2 separate regions of the Homo sapiens genome follow, and region 1 is linked to region 2. Evidence: chromatin loops called from intact Hi-C (ENCODE). Cell type or tissue: A673. All regions are shown on one strand.

Region 1 (8,000 bases), 240 kb before region 2:
TACCATGTATTCCCTATCATATTTCCAAAGCCTTCTTTAAATGCTTGCACTTACTCAGCATTGGCAAACACTCATAAACACTGCTGGTGGGCTGTAAATCAGTACAACCTCTCCAGAGGGAAATTTGGAAATCAGTATCAAAATGCTTTGAAAAGGGCATAGCTTTTGACTGAGCAATGTCTCTTCCAGGAATTTATTCTAAGTAAACAATAATGAATGTGCACAGATAGTTCTCTCTAAGACTATCCATTGCAGTGTTTGTTCTAGTAATGAATAATGCAAAATTGCCTAATGCCCACACATAGGGAATACATTAAATTATGGTATCTCTTCACGATGAAAAAAAATATGGTCATTAAATCTCATGTTGTAGAACAGTAGTCACTGGCATGGGAAAATATTTATGATGCATCGTGAAGATTTTAAATTTGTTTTGATTATTTTACCTTCTGTATTATGTTTTCCTCAAATAAGAAGCCAGAGGTTTTAAACTTGCCTGTGCAAGTTTATCTTGCTTTATTTCACTAAAAATGTATTGTAAGCATAGAAAGCCCATAACACACTTTTTTAAAGCAAGTTTCACAGCAGTACGTATACTATCATCATTAATGTAAAAGGCGTGTAAATACATGTATATAGACTCAAAGGATACTCATTAAAATGTTAATGAGTGGTTATCCCCAGTTGTTAAATTAACATTAAAAATTTTTACTTTCTGTTGATCTATGTTTTCTAGGTCTTAAAAAATAACGTGTGATCCTTTTAAAAGCAAAACAATACAGGTATTCGTTTTGTGAGTTTTTTAACGGTAATCCCTGCAGCTTTTTTATTTTTTAGTGAGGAGGTAAATCCAGCCAGGATGATTGCTGACCTCAGCGGTTCTTTCTCTTTTGTAATGCACATCAAAATGCTACAGGACACTTTCCTTTCTCAGTTTTTCCTATCTTATTTTGAAAGCTTGTTTTGTCTGAGATAATTTATTTGGGGGCTTCATTTATCTCTTAACATTTCCTCCTTTTTAATAAACATCTTTCTAAACCCACTTTTTAAATATGAATATTCCAAAGACTCACACCAAACACCTACTTAAAACCAACTTCCTAGGAAAGTTACTTCTGGTTTTGTCAACAGTTCCATCGCTGCCCAGCTGACACTGGTGGTCAGCTGCTAATGACCCTTCCGCTGGAGAGAAGAGGAAGTGGGCTTGGCTCTAACTTGCCCTGATCCCCTTCCAGCCTGACATTTCTATGCACAGAGAACTAATGGAGTCAGACCAGACTGCAAATTCCCATGCTGCCATGCAGGTAGATATTTCCTAGAGAATCAGAGAGTTCTGCTACTAATCCTCAAAAGGGGAAAACACTAAGTTATTTCAGACATCACCCAATGAAGATCTATCCCACTGCCCTACTTAGTCTTGACCCAACTACTCTAAATATCTATTTTACTGTTAAAACCTGGGAATCTCCCATTAATAGTAGAACTAATAAATAAATTGTGGTGTATTCCTACCTGCAGGGGTGGGAGGGAACAGTAGGGGCTTCCAGGGGATCTGGTAATGTTCTGATTCTTGTTCTCAGTGCTAGTTATTAGCGTGTGTTCAACTTCTAAGAATCCACTCTATGTACACCAATGATATGTGCACTTTTGGCATATATGTTATACTTGAATAAAAAGTTTAAAAATACACTATTATTTTTAAAAACAACCTGGAAATCGTTACTGCCATTCCCAGAACAAAGATCCTGGTATATTTTATTTGGATCAGTGCTGAACTTGCCAAGAAACCTATGGGATGATTTATATGGTTTGCAGGCCTTTAAACGTGAAAGGAAGGCAGAAGAGTAGAAAACAGGAGTAACCTAAATGCTTCAAAACCTAACTGCATGGGTTCACTTTTTATTTATTTATTTATTTACTTACTTATTTATGTCACCCAGGCTGGGGTACAGCGGCTTGATCATAGCTCACTGCAGCCTCAAACTCCTGGGCTCAAGCCATCTTCCCGCCTCAGTCTTGCAAGTGGCTTGGGACTACAGGTGTTTACCACCAGGCCTGGCTAATTTAAAAATTTTGTTGTGTGTTGGGGATAGAGTGTCATTATGTTGTCCAGGCTGGCCTTGAACTCCTGGGCTCAAGTGATCTTTCTGCCTCAGCCTCCCTAAGTGCTGGGATTATGGGCATGAGCCAACCACACCCAGCCCGTGGTCTCACATTCTAAGGAACTGCCCAGGTGGTGTACTTCAGAGAAAAGGATGTGGTAAGAGTGTCCAAACACAGCCACCCATTCCTAGCCCTCCCTATGGAGACTTAGATCACTGAGCATCTTACTTCCCTCTCTATCAAAGTGTTGGGTTTTTAAAAAATTTATTTAGTGAGTGTTGACCTAATGGCTTTGTTGTCACTGGAATTATATGTCTAAGGAAAGACACAATTTACAGAGGAGGAGAGTACCCAAAATATACAGCAACGACTGACAGCATTATTTTTTCTATTAGAAAGCAAAGTCAAACATTTATAGGTCACTCTCAGGTCACCCAGAGACAGGATGTGAGCCAAGTGATGACAAAGCCCATTTTCTGGAACAGGATGGCCACTATGTGAGCAGAGCACGTGGAGGCAGCAGAGCTGGATCTTTCTGTGTGCTGTTCATGGCAAGCTCTTGATTTGTCCAGACTCACGGTCAAACTCCCCTTGAGAAGCTGAGAACTTGCTCCACTCTAAGTTACCTCCAGACAGAATTTGAAATCCATGGCCGAGGTCATAATCCCCCACCTCTCCAGCCCTATGAGTTTTCCTCCCCTATCACTATCACTACCCCAGCTCTGTTAGCAACTTCACTCTGCTGTTTATATACACGAAACTGTGTGTATACACACATACTGCTGCCTGGAGTCAACTGGATATTTTCAAATGAACTGGTGATTTAACTGGATTCAGCTGTTACCAGTTTCTACACCAAGAGTTCTCTAACTGTTCTGGGGAACATCTATATTCAGGAACATTTACACAAACTCCTGAACAATAGGATGTATGGCCAAATACACTTGGGCTTATTAAAACCATATGTGGGTCAAATATGCCAGGCTTATTAAAAGTGTTTCCTTTTTTTTTTTTTTTTTTTTTTGTAGAGATTGAGTCTTATGCTGTCACCCAGGCTGGAGTACAGTGGCCCAATCATAGCTTACTGCAGCCTCAAACTCCTGGGCTCAAGTGATCCTCCCTCCTCAGCCTCCCAAGTTGCTGAGGGCACCCACCACCTTGCCTGTCTAATTTTTAAAATCTTTTTATTTTTTGTGGCGACAAGGTCTCACTATGCTGCCCAGACTGGTCTCGAACTCCTGGCCTCAAGTGGTCCTCCTGCCTTGGCCTCCCAAAATGCTAGGATTACAGGCATCAGCCCCTGCATACAGTCTAAATTTAGTTTTCTTTAGAATTTTTCAGAGACTTTGATATGCATTGTTCAGGAGGAAAGAAAGAGTCTTAAATCTTTTGTGCAGGAAATATATAGTAAATTCCTTAGGTAGCCCAGTTTAGGAAAACTGGTAAATTCATTCATTCAACAGATATTTATTAAGTACCTACACTGTCAGGCACTGTGCCAGGTACAAAGAGGGTGTATCTTTCTCAAGAATTTTCATAGCATTTTTAATCTAGTGACAAGAGAAGACACTCAACAAATAAACAAGACTGTTTCAGCCTGTGATAAGAAACATATGGAGGAAACAGCCACTTCAAAGCCTCTGTGGGGAGCTATGTGAGCTGGAACTTGAAGATAAAACATAAGTCAGCCACAGGAAGAGCCATGGGGAAAGTATTCCAGGCAGACAAGAGCAAGTGCAAAGACACAAAGACAAGAAAGATCTTGGCCTGCTTCAAGGGCAACCCAAGGTCAGCCAGCTGGAGGTGCTGAAGGAGGGTGATGGATGGAGACACTGGTAGAAAATGAGGTTGGAGAAGGTGCGAGTATTGGATCATATAGGGTCCTGTTATGCCACCATCTGGAATTAGGGTCTTAGTCTATGGATGATAAGAAGCCATTAGGGGCTGGGCACAGTGGCTCACACCTGTAATCCCAGCACTTTGGGAGGCTGAGGAGAGCGGATTATGAGGTCAGGAGTTCGAGACCAGCCTGACCAACATGGTGAAACCCCATATCTACTAAAAATACAAAAATTAGCCAGGCGTGGTGGCGCATGCCTGTAATTCCAGCTACTCAAGAGGCTGAGGCAGGAGAATTGCTTGAACTCGGGAGGCGGAGGTTGCAGTGAGCCATGATCGTGCCACTGCACTTCAGCCTCGGTGACAGAGCGAGACTCCGTCTCAAAAAAAAAAGAAGCCACTATGGATCTTTAAGCAGAGAGTTGCTGGCAAAGGAGATGGAAAGAAGTGGGCAGATTAGAGATGTCTTCTTGGAGGTAAAGTTGGTGGACTCTCCAGTGTTACTGTGTAGACTCACGGGTGCCTAAACCTGTTGTCTACGCTCTGCCAGTATTGCCTTGTGCTTGTGAGCCTCTGTCTCCTAACTCAGCTGCAAGTTCCCTCTCTCTAGGCTGTAAGCAGAAAGCAAGGAGTACTATCTGGGTATTGCACCCGGGTTCCACGTCTGGGCTCACACTCAGCAACTGTGTAAATGTGGGCAAGTCGCTTCACTTCTCTGAGCCTCCACCATGTTCTCTGTGAAATGAAACCAAAGGAGACTAAGTGATCTACTTGCAACACTGTGAGATCCATGTTCTATGCTTCTGATGGCAGCAGAACTAGATAGAAAAGAATAAGGAATTTGCCCCACACCCCTTGAGAGAAAGCAACGAGGAAATGTAAAAGGTCAAAGATTAGATATGCTGTTAGTTTTCACTTGACTGCTGTAACAATTTAGCACACAATGAGTGTCTTAAAACAACAGAAATTTTTTTTCTTTCATATTCTAGAAGCCAGGAGTATGAAATCAAGGTGTCAGAGGGGCTGTACTCCCTCCGAAGGCTGCAGGAGAAAATCTATTGCTTGCCTCTTCTACCTTTTGGTGGTTCCAGGAGTTCCTTGGCTTGTGATCACATCACTGAAATCTTAACCTACCTGGTCATACTGCTGCCTCTTCTTCTCTCTCAAAACTTCTCCTGCCTCTCTTCATACTTGTGATTGCATTTAGGGTCCATCTGGGTACTCCAGGAAAAACTCCTACTGTCAAGATTTAACTTAATCATATCTTATGTCATATAAAGTCATGTTCAATATTTTACAACATAAAATAATAGTCACAGTTTCTGGAGATAAGGACATGGGCGTGTCTTTTGGGGGATCATCCTTCAATCCATTGCATCTATCTATCAGTGATCACCCCAACCCAAATAAACCCGCATAATATTTTCAGGTATCCATTTTTCCTTTTTCCAGGGTCCCTATTCCATGACTTTTGTTTCTTTCATTTCTCCTTCATAGTGCTCAATATTGGGCTTTGCACAGAGTAGACGGTTACTCAATGAGTGCTGCTCCCAAAAGAAACTTCCAGAAACCCTTTAGTAAGAGTATCCTGGGCCAGGCGCAGTGCCTCACTCCTGTAATCCCAGCATTTTGGGAGACCAAGGCGGGCAGGTCACTTGATGTCAGGAGTTCCAGGCCAGCCTAGCCAACATGGCGAAACCCCCTCTCTACTAAAGATACAAAAAAATGAGCTGGGCGTGGCAGCATGATTCTGTAGTCCCAGCTATTTGGGAGGCCGAAGCACGAGAATCACTTGAACTGGGGAGGTGGAGGTTGCAGTGAGCCTAGATTGCGCCACTGCACTCCAGCCTGGGCGTCAGAGCAAGACTCTGTCATAAAATAATAAAAATAATTTTAAAAAAGAGTATCCTATCCATTTCCCTTAAAACTCGAAGTTTGGAAAATCAGCTTTACACCAGTTGATCTGTAAGGCACAAAAGAACATACTTAGCTAGATGTAAAGTGATCAAGATTTTAGTCCCTACTCTAAACCAACTTGTTTATGACCCTGGATAGACAGGTCCCTCCAGCTGTCTAGACATTTGCTTTCTAAAGAGAGGGACTTACTACAGTTGGCTTCCCCAGAAGCCCTTATACCACTTACATTCCACAAGAATTCAAGAATAAATATGGTCTTTCTCAGGATCCTTTGAAATACATTATTTCCTTTAAGTTACAGAAGAAAAACACAACCTTTTGCCCTATCCTACTGCATATTGGCATGAAGTAGCTGCCCTAGAAGAAGAAAAGGATGAAGTGAGGTAAAACATCTTCATTTTCCAGTCCTGATGGCCCAGATCTGAACACTTGGGGCTTTTGCAATAAGGAGGGTCAAGTTTCAAAGATCGCTATCTCTGCAGTAAGCACTATTACCGTTTTGGAAAAAGTTAACAGATCCTTCAGCCAGCAAATATTCTTAGGCTTAGCAACATATAACTAACTGGATGTCTGTTTCTGTCTTCTACCCTCATCCTGCCCATCTCCCCCACCTCCCCCTCCCAACACCCGACCATATCCTCTGGAATACTTCCTCCCGTAAATAATTTGAAGAGCCAAGCATTAATTAGAGAAGTTATAACAGAGAAATCAAAAGAGGCACAGAAATAGGAAAAGAATTATCCGGTCCCTTTCATCACACTCCTTTACTTGGGCCTTAAAGGAAATATAAGAACTTTTGGCCAGGCGTGGTGGCTCAAGCCTGTAATCCCAGCACTTTGGGAGCCCGAGGCGGGTGGATCACGAGGTCAGGAGATCGAGACCATCCTGGCTAACACGGTGAAACCCTGTCTCTACTAAAAATACAAAAAAATTAGGCAGGCGTGGTGGCGGGCACCTGTAGTCCCAGCTACTTGGGAGGCTGAGGCAGGAGAATGGCGTGAACCCGGGAGGCGGAGCTTGCAGTGAGCCGAGATTGCCCCACTGCACTCCAGCCTGGGCAATAGAGCAAGACTCCATCTCAAAAATAAATAAAATAAATAAATAAATAAATAAATAAATAAATAACTTATGCCAGGGAGAAAAAAACATAGCATTAACTGAGCACCTACTATATACCAGGCCTTTTCCTGGTTATCTTACCCTCACAACAATCTGTGAAATAGATATTACATCCCCTTTAACAGATATGAACATAATAGCCAAAAGGTGGAAACAACTGAAATGTCCATTGATAGATGAACGGATAAAGAAAATGTGATATATATATATATATATAATGAAAGATTATTCAGTCTTAGAAAGGAATGAAATTCTGATACATGCTGCAACATGGATGAACCTTAAGACATTATGCTAAATGAAATGAACGATATACAAAAGGAGAAATATTATATGATTCCACTTACATGAGGTACCTAGAACAGGCAAGTTTTATAGAGACAGAAAGTAGAGTAGTGATTACCAGGGGCCACATGGAGGGGAATGGAAGTTATCATTCAATGGGCACAGAGTTTCTGCTTGGGATGATGAACCAGTTCTGGAAATGGATAGTGATGATGGTTGTACAACATTGCGAATGTTCTTAATGCTACTGAACCGTACACTTAAAAATGGTTAAAATGGGCTGGGTGCAGTGGCTCAAGCCTGTAATCCCAGCACTTTGGGAGGCCGAGGCGGGCGGATCACGAGGTCAGGAGATTGAGACCATCCTGGCTAACACGGTGAAACCCCGTCTCTACTAAAAATACAAAAAAATTAGCCGGGCGTGGTGGCGGACACCTGTAGTCCCTGCTACTCGGGAGGCTGAGGCAGGAGAATGGTGTGAACCCAGGAGGCGGAGCTTGCAGTGAGCTGAGATCGCGCCACTGCACTCCAGCCTGGGCGACAGAGCAAGAGTCCATCTCAAAGAAGAAAAAAAAATGGTTAAAATGATAAATTTTATGTTATGTATATTTTACTATAATAAAATAAAAGGATATGGAAACTGAGAGACTGATTGTCTCAAGCCTCATAGCCACTATTAGGGGAAGCCAGGGTTTGAGCCCATCTGTGTGACATGTGATAAATTATCATATAGGAGG
Region 2 (8,000 bases):
TATTTATTGAGTGCCCATTTGTGTCACGCTGGAAAGAGACTATGAATGATGACACCATGACCCTATAGTCCAGGGAAGAAAACTGAAGCTAGGGAGGATCAAGTAATTTGCCCAGGGTCACATAACATGAAAATAGCAGACAGTAGATTTGAACTCTTACTTTAGAAACTTATGTTCCCAAGTGCTAAGTATAGAAACAGCATTCCCCGGCAGGGCGCGGTGGCTCATGCCGGTAATCCCAGCACTTTGGGAGGCTGAGGCGGGTGGATCATTTGAGGTCAGGAGTTCGAGACCAGCCTGACAGACATGATGAATCCCGGTCTCTACTAAAAAAAAAAAAAATACAAAAATTAGCTGGGCATGGTGGCATGTGCCCGTAATCCCAGCTACTCAGAAAGCAGAGGCAGGAGAATGGCTTGAACCCAGGAGGCGGAGGTTGCAGCGAGCCAAGATCGCACCACTGCACCACTCCAGCCTGGCAACAGAGCAAGACTCCGTCAAAAAAAAAAAAAAAAAAAAAAAAAAAAACAACAAAAAACAGGAAACAGCATTCCCCAAACTAATTTGTAGGTTCAGCATGATTTCAGTAGGACATTAAATCAGTGGGGAAGCTTGTCAAATGGATTCTGAATTTCATCTGAAAGGACAAACATGAGGATATAGTTAAGAAAATATAGAAAAAAATTAAAACAAATGTGAAGCATCGGATATCAAAATAAATTACCCAACTACCTTAACTTTTAGGTAAGCTGCAAAAAACAATAGGGAAATAAGTGGAACAGAATGGAAAGCTGTAGAATCATAAATAATGTGTGATGAAAGAAAATTTACAAATAACAGGAAAGAGAATATTCAAAAACTAGTACTGAAGTAATTGCATATTTGAAAAATTCAAGTGAGAGTCTTACTTTACACTTCCCAGGAGATAAATTTCATGCAGTTAAGCTGTAATCCTAGCTCCTCGGGAAGCTGAGGCAGGAGTATCACTTGAACCCGGGAGGTGGAGGTTGCAGTGAGCCCATATCTCGCCACTGCACTCCAGCCTGGGCGACAGAGCGAGACTCCATCTAAAAATAAACAAATAAATAAATAATAATAAAAAAATTTGCAGTGGACACACATAAATCAGCATGATTGAAATGAATGATGCTCAAGGCTGGTGCGGGTGGAGTGAGATCTCAGCCTACCTCCCCTCTAGTGGGAGCCATACAGTGACAAATTTCATGGGGGGGGGCATTTCACGATAAAAGTCCTAAAAGTTTTAAAATGAGCACCTCTTTGAACATGAAAACTCCATTTCTAAGAGTTTAAAGACATAGCTGGTCTCAAGTTTATATTTAAACAACGGCTACTTCTCAGACGTACTTAAAATGGTGATTAATTAGACATAATCTTTACAAACAACGAAAGGGAACTCTTAATGATGATTTATGCCTGACTATGGTGGGATATTATATAGCCATTTAAAGAAATATTGTTTTCAAATAATAGTCAGTGGCAGAAGCAATGATAACAATATAAGATCATATGAAAAAGAGCAGGGCCCATATTTATGCATAAGGCAAGATACCAGTTTTACAACACATGTGTGTTCTTGGGTTTGTGTGTATATATCTTTATTTAAAAATATTAGAAGGAAATACACATAGTATACACAATATCTGTGTATATTTTAAGTGGGGAAAGATCTACCTGTCAAGAATCAGTTTCATCTTTCTAATTTTATGATTTTATACTCTAATGAAAACATTTTAAATTGGCACACTGAGTAAAACCATCCTCTTATTTGTGGCATTTGTTATTTCTCTTTTGAACTTTATCAAGAGAAGTAATACAGGCCTCTCAGATGGCAACCTGCCAACATCACAGAGCAGGATTTTAATGAATTCCCTCCTTCTGAGGCCTAATTTAAGCCCAATTTAAAGTAAACAAAACAAACATATTACTCCATAAAGGGGAATGAGCGCTCCTTTGTTGTGCAGACTTTGAATTTGAATCTCTTTAGAAAAAGAAAAATAGAGCAAAAAATGAGCTTAATAAGCTAGACTTCTCTTCTGCTCAGGCTTTTCTCATTAGGGTTTAATAACATAAAATGCCATTAAAAATTTAGATTTATAATATGGTGTATCTGTGAATTAGTTTTCTTCTCCCTGCATGTTGGGAACAAGTGAATATTCCAGATGCAGGGGGTCCTGCTTGGGAGATAATCTGTGGTACATCAGTGGGCTCGGTCCTTTCCATTCTCCTTCTTTCTCTCCCACTAAAGATATATGCACACGCAGACATGAACATGCCTGCATGCACACATGCACATGTGTGTGCACACGCATGAACATGCTCACATAGACGCATCCTTACCCTAACTTGTGTTGTAAACACAAGTTGCAATGTTAGTATAACCAGGGATGCCCAACCTTGCACACTCAGCCTGCCTCTTGGTGAAGCTCCAGATTCCACAGAATGAAGAGCCTGATTCCAAGAGGAAAATCCCCTCGGAAGAGGGAAGTAAATGGTGGGATGCAGAGCCATGTTCTCAGAAAGCCGAAGCTATCTTTCAGCCCATGATGTGACCTGGGAGACAACAATGACATGAAGTCCCCTGTTGTCCACAGCATCAGCATCAGATATGAAACAGCATTGACTAGTTGAGCACGTGTCCTCAGCTGCTCGCCCTTATCCAGAACAGGTGGACTGTACTTTAAAGACAATGGCCATGGTAAGGGAGGCATGTGTCTGCTACATTTTGTTTCTTTGAATTTCCACCTTATTCTGTAAAGTGGCTATTTTCATCTCAGATGGACAGATGAGGAAAGTGAGGCACAACTTGCCCAAGTAGTGTGTCTAGGGCTTGACTCTGACTCCCCAGCTCTGGCCCTTCCTTCATGCCCAGCTCCTCCCAGCTGAGGGGACAGGTTTGGATGCGCCTCAGCTGGGCCTGCGTATGAACTGGCATCTCTGCTGCCTCTGACCTGGTTCTAGCACAATCCTCAACAGAGAAGACCTACTCTTCTCCCAGCTCGTTTCCTTCCCCAGATGAATTGTTAGAAAGAACTTTGTTCATAGGGCATTTTCTCTTGGATGCCTCACTGGGTCTCCTAACACAGTCACTATCTGTCCGTCAAAAGTGGAAAATAAACAGTTATTTTTTTTTAATCTTCAGACTCCTCTTTCAGCCTTCTCTTCCAGATTACTTTCCATCCCACCTCTTTTATAATGTAAGACTTAAATTTTTAAAAAAAATTTTTTGAGATGGAGTCTTGCTCTGTTGCACAGGCTGGAGAGCAGTGGCATGATCTTGGCTCACTGTGGCCTCCACCTCCCAGGTTCAGGTGATTCTCCTGCCTCAGCCTCCTGAGTAACTGGGATTACAGGTGCCCACCACTATGCCCGGCTATTTTTTTTTTTTTCTGTAGAGACAGAGTTTTACCATGTTGGCCAGGCTGGTCTTGAACTCCTGACTTCAAGTGACTCACTCGCCTTGGCATCCCAAAGTGCTGGAATTACAGGCGTAAGTCACCGTGCCTAGCCTTAAAATGTCTAACTTATAACTGAAACTTGTTTACACAAATATACCATCTCCCTGCAGGTCTGTTTTATTTTCAAGATTCTTGCCTTTAATTGTGGAAGAATAAGCTTTATTCACTACTCAAAGATTTGCAGGATCATAAAACAACATGGTTGTATTCTTACTCCTCTCCTTTCCCTCCCTCCCTCTCTCTTTCCTTCCTTCCTTCCTTCCTTCCTTCCTTCTTCCCTCCCTCCCTTCCTTCCTTGCTTCCTTCCTTCCTTCCTTCCACCAACAGGGTGACCTTTGTGCAACTCCTTTGTGCATAACAGTACTGATTTTTCACGTTGTACCTATGTAACTATGAATAGCACCCACTTTCACTATCAGAAGTGTCCTGATTTGAATGATAAATTATATGATCTCCCAACCCATCCAACAAGCATTTATGGAACATCTTATAAACACCTACACAGCACACCGTACTGGGTGCAACAGGTGCACAAAAGCAGTTCACAGTCTGTAGTCAAGTCAACAACACTGTTTCTCTGCCTGTCACTTGGGCACTGCTATGAAGTGCTATGAAAGATTAAATTGCCATGGATTTCTGGAGGCAGACTTCCTTGTTTTTTAAGCCAAGCCCAGATTAGAACTTGGACTAAATTGACCAAAGAATTTCAGTTTCCTCATCTGTGAAAAGGCTGTAATTATGAAGCTGTGGAGAGGATTAAAACACATTATGTTAATAAGGCATCTAGTATAGCCTGGTACTTTGAGACTTAAGACTGCCAGCATTTATCAATATTTTATTATTATTACTACCATTACTATTTTATTCTTTTCTTAATTACAAAAGAATTGCATGGTTATTATAAGCAAATTCAATAATACAGAAATAGAGTGAAAAGTAAAAGTTACCATTCACACTGGCCTGCAATTCTACTGCAGAGATCACCGGCGTTAACACTTTGTGGGTATCCTAGATCTTGTTCCGCTCAACAAACTACATGTGTTTGCACACGTGCGCACGTGCGTGCATGAGAGTGTGTGTGGCATAAACGGGACAGAGTGCTAAATGGGATATTTCCTATTGTTTCAGATTTGCAGTCAACGCATTAAATTTGAAAACAATTGGTGATAAGGGTCCCCGTATTCTAAAGAGAAGCACAAAATACACCCCATAGGATTTTCTAAAACAAAGCAAATGGAGACCAGTGACATAAATACTAACAGCCTAGTAAAAGTAGACTAGAAATCAATTTGAAATAAGAGTATTTGAAGGGAATTTGTAGGAGTAGAGAGGTCGTTAGCTTTTCTCTCCTCCTCTGTTTCAGGCCCAGTTAGGGGGCTCCCTATGTGAATAGCTCATTCCTGTGTGGGAGGAAATGGGCACTCTATTCCTTGGCCGAATACCTGCTGAGCTGGGGTATTGGAAGCTCATCCTGGTCAGGGCACTGAGGTGGACTGAGACTGGAGGGTTATATGGGGGAGCCTCGAGTGTGTCTGTGGGAGTTGGGGTGTACATGCCTGTAGTGACAGGTGACTATTTTCCTGTAGGTGAAGACTGAAGGCAGGAGTCTGGCTAGGGCTGCCCGGGATGGCACATCCTGGGGAGAGTCAGCAGTTTGACAAGTTGTATATGGTGGAAAAAGAATGTGTGAGCGTCATGCGTAGAGATCCACTGGACTTTAGACATCTTGACAGAAATCTGCTCCAAAGAGTGGCCTGTTAGGGTGGAGGGACCCCAGAAGTATGAGCTTGTAGGGTGAACCACTGTGAGAAGTTGCAGGAGGGTAAGTGGAGAGTGGCTCCCTCAGTAATGTTGAAGGTTCCCATAAAGGTTTCCATGAAGGAGCCAGAATTTAGATGCCTGTCATGACAGATGGGATTATCACAGCCAGCACTGGCTGAGTAAGACATTTTGTCCTTTTCCTTTGACACCTCCTTTTTTTTTTTTTTTTTTTTCTGAGACGGAGTTTCCTCTGTTGCCTAGGCTGGAGTGCAGTGGCATGATCTTGGCTCACTGCAACCTCCCCCTTCCGGGTTCAAGAACTTCTCCTGCCTCAGCCTCTTGAGTAGCTGGGACTACAGTCACCCACCACCACACCTGGCTAAATTTTGTATTTTTAGTAGAGATGGGGTTTCACCATATTGGCCAGGCTGGTCTTGAACTCCTGACCTCAGGTGATCCACCCGCCTCAGTCTCTCAAAGTGCTGGGATTACAGGCATGAGCCACCGTACTCAGCTGACACCTCCTTTTTCAGGACTTGACCCTGTTGGAGTCATCAACAACGGTAGGAGGAAAGAAAGGAAGAGTGTAAGAGAAGACATTCTCTCTACCCCGCTAGGATTAGGATTAATCCTAGAAACTAGGATTAGGCCTGTGCTGGCAAGAGAGGAGAAGTTTTCAATTGGATGTGAAGTTGAAGTTTTCATTTTACTGGCTGGATTTCTTAATAGCTGCAAGTGATCAGAAAAGAAGCTTTGGGATTTGCCTGATATAGCAGCATATGAATGGGGTTGGGGGGCATGTAAACAATCACCCCACAGCCATTTTCTGTTGGTTACTGGGTTCAGCTCTCTCAACAAGCCCCTTGCACACACATACACAGACACATACACAATATATATATGTAATAATTCACAATAGTACATAGACACCTACACACATAATGTATATGGAATAATTCACAGAGGTTTTTCAAAGACATCATACTATAAAATTTTTATAATTTGCTTTTCTCACTAATCAATATAGAGTTTATGATAATAAGTATAGACCTGCCTTATGCATTTTAATAAGTATATAATATACTATTTAATATATTCACGAATATTTAATTAACCATTCTTTTACTTAGGGACATTTAGGTAATTTCCAATTTTATACTGCTAGAAATAATGCTTCAGTATATGTCTTTTACCCAAGTGCCAATATTTTTGTAGGAGGAAACTCCTAGAAGTGAAATGATATGAATGTTTTAAAGTTTGATAAATATTGTAAAGTAGCTTTCCATAAGATTTGTACCAGTTTGTCTTCCCACCAAGAGTATATGAGATCCTATATTTTCACAGCCTTGCCAAAAATATATATAAATATTTGTCAATCTAAAATATTAGAAAACTCTTATTTTGTTTCTCAGATTTTTTTAATACAATGAGGTTGAACATTTTTCAATGGGTTTATTGGCTATTTCTAGTACCTTTTATGTAAATTGTCTCTTCACCTGTCCCACTTTGTGTATATGTGTGTGTGTGTTTGTGTGTGTGTGTGTGTGCATTTGTCTGCTGTTTATGTCTTTCCCAGTTTGTTGTTTATATGTTTACCTTTTAACACTGCTTATGGTATCTTTTGCCCTATACAAGTTTTATATAATGTAGACAAATCTGTCATTTGTTTTTACTTTGTGTGCTAACCTACGAAAGGCTTTTCTACTTCAACATTATGATTGTTTGAATCTTTAGATCTTTAATTCATCTGACATTCATTTTATATGATGGCAAATGCTTCCTTTTATATAATATTTAAAAAGTACTATAATAAATATATAATATAACCAACATCTCTTGATACCTTTCTCTGTTATATAGATCTATTTCTCTATTCTTGTCTCACTGTCATGTGGTTTTATTACTAAAACTTTATAATATAAAGACAAATTCTCCTGAATTAAACAAAAATTTCCTTGGCTATTCTCTTGCATTTACTCTTCCAGATAAAGTTTAAGATTTATCCAGTCAAACTCCAACATAGTGGAATTTCACTTCTGGCCATGGCAAGCTAATTTGTTTAGACAAACTTACCTGCTAAGAACTACTAAAAAGGGTGGACAACATATATATAATATAAAATAGTATGTTTGGTAGTTATTCAATAGTTCTTGAAGGTATTGGAGAACTGCCAAGACAGTAAGAAATATAGATGTATATGTGTATGTAGCTCTAGATTGATACCTTTTTGAAGGGGTATGTGTGTTTGTGTGTGTGTGTGTGTGTGTGTGTGTGTGTTTAATCTTGAAGGCATTGAAGAGATACCAATGCAGCCAGTACTTGAGCAAGCAGAAACCCAGAGAAAAGTAGGTTCATATAGTTGAGCCCAACTGGTGTCATTTGGTGCCTGAAAAACTAATTAGAGTTTTCTTTTTTATTCATATAGGAGAGACATTGCTAAAAATTGAGATCAGGGCCCACCAAGGGGGACTAAGGAGGGATTAAGGTGAGTAAGTGATCTACTTTTATTGTGACTGTTGTCTCAAGCAAAAGTAAATTCTTCCTGAGAAAGATAATATCTTTTATAGCTCTGATTATCTGTGTAATTTTTTACACACAATATTTAGAGTTCAATTTTTAAAACCTGGCAGGCAAAAAAGGTAAGAATTAATCAAAAAGCACATAAAAAAGCAGATCACAGAAATAGCCTCACAAGTAATCTATATGTTAGAGTTTATCAGGAATAAACTTTAAACTGAGTATAATTAATACATTCAAGAAATT

The links. Peaks named below come from ENCODE experiments on the same cell type or tissue, not always from the same donor. Only the 100,000 strongest peaks of a DNase experiment are listed, where the experiment ranks them.
Region 1: a loop joins it to region 2, with 4 times the contacts of the local background. A loop is called at or near these places in 1 of 110 quality-filtered maps.

Annotation. Positions count from the first base shown.
Region 1 is chr17:55,447,230-55,455,229 of GRCh38, reverse strand. It overlaps SMIM36 (small integral membrane protein 36), which reads left to right. Exons shown (of 5, transcript NM_001395421.2): 5 at 4,932-5,374. Among named protein-coding and RNA genes, the nearest start is that of MMD, 29 kb to the right of the region's middle. In A673, no CTCF peak of the experiment used is centred here; DNase peaks (open chromatin) are centred at 69, 3,019, 3,729 and 6,309; H3K27ac peaks cover 918 bases.
Region 2 is chr17:55,204,328-55,212,327 of GRCh38, reverse strand. It overlaps a transcript of STXBP4 not described here. Among named protein-coding and RNA genes, the nearest start is that of HLF, 57 kb to the left of the region's middle. In A673, a CTCF peak has its summit at 1,234; DNase peaks (open chromatin) are centred at 1,857, 3,877, 4,107 and 4,867; H3K27ac peaks cover 5,356 bases.